2 separate regions of the Homo sapiens genome follow, and region 2 is linked to region 1. A link is a loop called in an ENCODE intact Hi-C map of the cell type or tissue named here. Cell type or tissue: dorsolateral prefrontal cortex. All regions are shown on one strand. Links, peaks and the distances in the headings refer to the core of each region. The heading gives the core; the rest is flanking DNA.

Region 1 (2,909 bases), core at 115-2,614:
ACTCAGGAGGCTGAGGTGGGAGGACTGCACGTGCCCAGGAATTCGAGGCTGCAGTGAGCTATGATCATGCCACTGTATTCCAGCCTGGGCGACAGAACAAGTCTCTGTCTCTTAAAAAAAAAAAAGACCACCACCAACAAAACCCCATACCATCTCTTATCAGCTGCATTGGGAGCCCTGGGCCTTTGAAAATAAGGAGACAAAAACTAGAGCCTTTGGGGCCCAGCTGCCTCTTCTGGCATACTCCAGGATGTGTGCAAAGCTTCCCCAGTGCCTAGGGCCTTTGTATTCTCCACCTTGAAGCATCTCCCCGAACTTGTAAACCAATCATCTTCCAAAGTTTTTGAGGTCTGCCTGATAATTCCCTATCTCATTTATTCACTTAATATTCTTAAGATAAAGTGTAGTTGTAAAATTCGGGTTTTTGTTTTTTCCTCTCTCTGCAGATTTGTGAAAGAAAAAAGACCTACTATATCTCCAAACTTCAATTTTCTGGGCCAACTCCTGGACTATGAGAAGAAGATTAAGAACCAGACTGGAGCATCAGGGCCAAAGAGCAAACTCAAGCTGCTGCACCTGGAGAAGCCAAATGAACCTGTCCCTGCTGTCTCAGAGGGTGGACAGAAAAGCGAGACGCCCCTCAGTCCACCCTGTGCCGACTCTGCTACCTCAGAGGCAGCAGGACAAAGGCCCGTGCATCCCGCCAGCGTGCCCAGCGTGCCCAGCGTGCAGCCGTCGCTGTTAGAGGACAGCCCGCTGGTACAGGCGCTCAGTGGGCTGCACCTGTCCGCAGACAGGCTGGAAGACAGCAATAAGCTCAAGCGTTCCTTCTCTCTGGATATCAAATCAGTTTCATATTCAGCCAGCATGGCAGCATCCTTACATGGCTTCTCCTCATCAGAAGATGCTTTGGAATACTACAAACCTTCCACTACTCTGGATGGGACCAACAAGCTATGCCAGTTCTCCCCTGTTCAGGAACTATCGGAGCAGACTCCCGAAACCAGTCCTGATAAGGAGGAAGCCAGCATCCCCAAGAAGCTGCAGACCGCCAGGCCTTCAGACAGCCAGAGCAAGCGATTGCATTCGGTCAGAACCAGCAGCAGTGGCACCGCCCAGAGGTCCCTTTTATCTCCACTGCATCGAAGTGGGAGCGTGGAGGACAATTACCACACCAGCTTCCTTTTCGGCCTTTCCACCAGCCAGCAGCACCTCACGAAGTCTGCTGGCCTGGGCCTTAAGGGCTGGCACTCGGATATCTTGGCCCCCCAGACCTCTACCCCTTCCCTGACCAGCAGCTGGTATTTTGCCACAGAGTCCTCACACTTCTACTCTGCCTCAGCCATCTACGGAGGCAGTGCCAGTTACTCTGCCTACAGCTGCAGCCAGCTGCCCACTTGCGGAGACCAAGTCTATTCTGTGCGCAGGCGGCAGAAGCCAAGTGACAGAGCTGACTCGCGGCGGAGCTGGCATGAAGAGAGCCCCTTTGAAAAGCAGTTTAAACGCAGAAGCTGCCAAATGGAATTTGGAGAGAGCATCATGTCAGAGAACAGGTCACGGGAAGAGCTGGGGAAAGTGGGCAGTCAGTCTAGCTTTTCGGGCAGCATGGAAATCATTGAGGTCTCCTGAGAAGAAAGACACTTGTGACTTCTATAGACAATTTTTTTTTCTTGTTCACAAAAAAATTCCCTGTAAATCTGAAATATATATATGTACATACATATATATTTTTGGAAAATGGAGCTATGGTGTAAAAGCAACAGGTGGATCAACCCAGTTGTTACTCTCTTAACATCTGCATTTGAGAGATCAGCTAATACTTCTCTCAACAAAAATGGAAGGGCAGATGCTAGAATCCCCCCTAGACGGAGGAAAACCATTTTATTCAGTGAATTACACATCCTCTTGTTCTTAAAAAAGCAAGTGTCTTTGGTGTTGGAGGACAAAATCCCCTACCATTTTCACGTTGTGCTACTAAGAGATCTCAAATATTAGTCTTTGTCCGGACCCTTCCATAGTACACCTTAGCGCTGAGACTGAGCCAGCTTGGGGGTCAGGTAGGTAGACCCTGTTAGGGACAGAGCCTAGTGGTAAATCCAAGAGAAATGATCCTATCCAAAGCTGATTCACAAACCCACGCTCACCTGACAGCCGAGGGACACGAGCATCACTCTGCTGGACGGACCATTAGGGGCCTTGCCAAGGTCTACCTTAGAGCAAACCCAGTACCTCAGACAGGAAAGTCGGGGCTTTGACCACTACCATATCTGGTAGCCCATTTTCTAGGCATTGTGAATAGGTAGGTAGCTAGTCACACTTTTCAGACCAATTCAAACTGTCTATGCACAAAATTCCCGTGGGCCTAGATGGAGATAATTTTTTTTTCTTCTCAGCTTTATGAAGAGAAGGGAAACTGTCTAGGATTCAGCTGAACCACCAGGAACCTGGCAACATCACGATTTAAGCTAAGGTTGGGAGGCTAACGAGTCTACCTCCCTCTTTGTAAATCAAAGAATTGTTTAAAATGGGATTGTCAATCCTTTAAATAAAGATGAACTTGGTTTCAAGCCAAATGTGAATTTATTTGGGTTGGTAGCAGAGCAGCAGCACCTTCAAATTCTCAGCCAAAGCAGATGTTTTTGCCCTTTCTGCTTCACTGCATGGATACAGTTGGTAAAATGTAATAATATGGCAGAATTTTATAGGAAACTTCCTAGGGAGGTAAATTATGGGAAGATTAAGAAAGGTACAAATTGCTGAGGAGAAGCAGGAAACCTGTTTCCTTAGTGGCTTTTATCCCCTCGGCATGCGATGGGGCTGATGTTTCTATGATTGCCTCAGACTTTCACATTTACTAGTAGGGCTGAGAGAGGCTTTAGTGAGGAAGGAATATTCAGAATAAAACGGTT
Region 2 (2,909 bases), core at 204-2,703, 78 kb after region 1:
TGAATCAAGGCTGCCAGGGTAACAACTAGTGAAAAAGCTAAAAATCCAGTGGTACACATGCAACTGAATGTTTTCAAACCAACTTAAAAGGTAGGGGAAGCATTACGGAAAACATTCTTCAACTTAATTCAGCCTTGGTGCGAAGCCAAGGTTCTAAGTAGTGACTGACAACAAAGATTAGTGGGATTTGTTCATACTTCTCAAAATTTTCCTCTATTTGCACATCTTATTTAATAACATTTAATTTGGTTAATTTTTAGCAAACATTTGGCTAATGTCTATGCTTAGCTTTTCCAATAAAGCACTGTGTTATTTTCAGAAAGTCCAGATGAGTGGAAAACAATGACACTTTGAGTTACTGACTCAGTTAATAAAACCTAAGGGAAAATGGCTGCTGAGACTTAGAAGTCATGACGGAAACAACTGGTGACAGTACACCTAAATTACTGGCTAAGCACCTAGAAGGACACAGTCTTTGGCAGGACAGGCTTAAAAGATTGAAACCTACAAAGGGACATTAAATACTATTAATTCAACATGTATGTGAAGGTCTTTAACTGCTGTAATTATCTCAGAGGGTTTTTCTTTTAGAAGTTCTAGATCTGTGGTACTCAGAATTGTCCCCAAAATGCCAACATTGTAAGCTTAACAATGCCATGTAAAATCTCCTGTTTCTTTGTTATGGTCTTTCATTATCTCCATTGTATTCCATCTTTATATTCCAATCCAAATCTTTTATTCATGCCTGCCTCTTCCCTGTCCTCTCTTATTTCCCCTCTACCTTACCTGCAACCCTGACCTCCACCCCAGGCTGCCTCTTGAAAATGCAGAGCAACCACCCAAAGAGCTGGAGAGTGAGTGTTGATTTGGGGAACAATAGTGGGCTACGTAAGAAACCCTTTTGCAATTCACCTTTTTTTTTCCTTCCCTCCATCCAATTTTTCCAAACTTTTTCCCCCAATACTGTTGTTTTTCCCTGAAATTCACTCTGAGGAGTGAATAGGAGTGATAGGTTGAATGAAACCTATGCTACAGTATAAACACACAACTTCTTAAAACTTTCCAAGATCTTTATGCTAAGGAACAACAAAGAAAACTGTGCTGCTTAGTAATACTGTAAAACACATACTGTTTTAGCCCCCCTGAAACACACAGAGGTAATCTGGAAGAAGGAAGGCCTCTCCTGGCCATCGCAGAGACTGGGGCACCACTGGCAATTCAGTGGGCAGGGACAAAAATTGCCAATACACGGCAGTGACACACAATAAAGGCTGGCCCACCCAAGATGCCAGTAGCACCCCAACCGTCTCTCCCACTCTTATTATGATACACTGGACCACAGACACTCATGTAGCCAGATAACTCCAACTAATTTCAATAAATAGTTGGCTAATCTTGACATTTTCTGCCTTGTAGGAAAAGGTAAAATCAGCTATCGATTGGGCTGCCTGAATTCCCAATATCGCACAGATATCTGGGAAGGGGGAGGCAGGTGGTGGCACAAGGTCTGCACAGTATTGCCTCCTAGTGTTTGGAAATTCTCATTAAAATGACCATATTTTGAGTTTGATAGCACTGTATTCCAGAGACTTCTTCACTCATCCTTGATGCAGCATTATATTGAGCCAAAAGAGCTACAGGGGCCATTCTTCCCTGAAAATGAGTCAAGATGGTTACACAACCCTCCGCAGGGATCTGCACACAACGGCCCTCTGAGGGTGTGGGGGAGGACATGGTAAACATCTCTCCCCTTCATCAGCTCATGTTCTGACTCAGATTTTTCCTGACAAAACAAACATGGCTTTGATTACATATTAATTATTTTTGTAGCAAGCAGCTCATTCTCACATTCCTTCTCCTGCTCATTTTCCCTCCATAATTCTTTACCCTTTGCCCACAATCCCTCCTCCCAGTCATGTTGTACTATTTGTATGGAAAAAAAAAATTTTAAAGAGTTGCTTCTTGCCAAGTGTGACATCAACTCATTCTTATTTAGTGATGTCCCGCAAGAACTTGCTCTCCCAAAACGTTTGCTCAGTTTTGAGGCAACAAGATTACTCACTGCATTGTTTTCCCTGTCACTTGTTTTTGATGCATTAGTGCATCTTCTGAAACAGATGACATAACACCTAATTTCTATGACCCAAAGCGCTATACACATGTATACAAGCATCTTTTCAGACAGCTTCAGGAAGACAAAGCATTGCTCCTAACTTACTAAGAAGGAAAAAATAACACTATAACAAGATAACGATAATTTTAACCTCCCTGAAAAAGCTCTCTCTGCTTTCGGTAACAAGAAACAGCTATATGATAGTAAGGAAAATGTAAGCCCCAAATTCCATTCTAGGTGAAGAGCTTTGGTTACTTAGAGGAAAGAGAAGAGGAAGATGAAGAAGGAGTGACCCCTAAAATAGTAGGACAGACATATTACACTACTTCACGCTTAACACTTCTTAGCAAGGCACTTCTTAATGAATGCTCTTGGAAAATCAATAATTTTATTCTACACATAAAATAAGCCAAAGTTTAGAATTATTTTCAGTTAGCTCACTGAAAAAACTGGCGGTGGTATTCTTAAAATGTGTTCGACAATGATGGAATTACCAGACTATGTCAGGTACCGATCTTCTCTCATCAAAGTCTTCTTTAAAACTCTTTCCATTCCACTCCTCTGTTAATTAAAAGGTACAAGTGGGAATGATATTATTCCCTAGCTCTCCTTCCTTCAGGGAACAATATTAGCAGCACAGCAGACTTAATTATCAGAATGCAGAAGCGAATTCCCAGCGTAGGCTGTTCCTGGGCACAAATGCCAGTTCTGTCACATTCCAGTACTGGCTGACCAGGATGGCACTGAGGAACCTCAGCACGTACAAAAAACTGTGTAACAACTTGAGCATGTTCCT

The links. A loop is a pair of places that touch in the nucleus more often than their neighbours do. Peaks named below come from ENCODE experiments on the same cell type or tissue, not always from the same donor. Only the 100,000 strongest peaks of a DNase experiment are listed, where the experiment ranks them.
Region 2: it touches region 1 in a loop (3-fold over the local background); 9 of 110 quality-filtered maps call a loop at or near these places.

What each region holds. Positions count from the first base shown.
Region 1 is chr12:12,475,553-12,478,461 of GRCh38, reverse strand. DUSP16 (dual specificity phosphatase 16) reads left to right here. Exons shown (of 7, transcript NM_030640.3): 7 at 447-2,909. The coding sequence ends at 1,629. Among named protein-coding and RNA genes, the nearest start is that of DUSP16, 86 kb to the left of the region's middle. In dorsolateral prefrontal cortex, for the core only: no CTCF peak of the experiment used is centred there; a DNase peak (open chromatin) is centred at 1,421; H3K4me3 peaks cover 1,195 bases; H3K27ac peaks cover 2,500 bases.
Region 2 is chr12:12,397,321-12,400,229 of GRCh38, reverse strand. The region is part of intron 2 of BORCS5 (BLOC-1 related complex subunit 5); the gene reads right to left. Among named protein-coding and RNA genes, the nearest start is that of BORCS5, 42 kb to the right of the region's middle. In dorsolateral prefrontal cortex, for the core only: a CTCF peak has its summit at 1,525; no DNase peak of the experiment used is centred there; H3K27ac peaks cover 2,500 bases.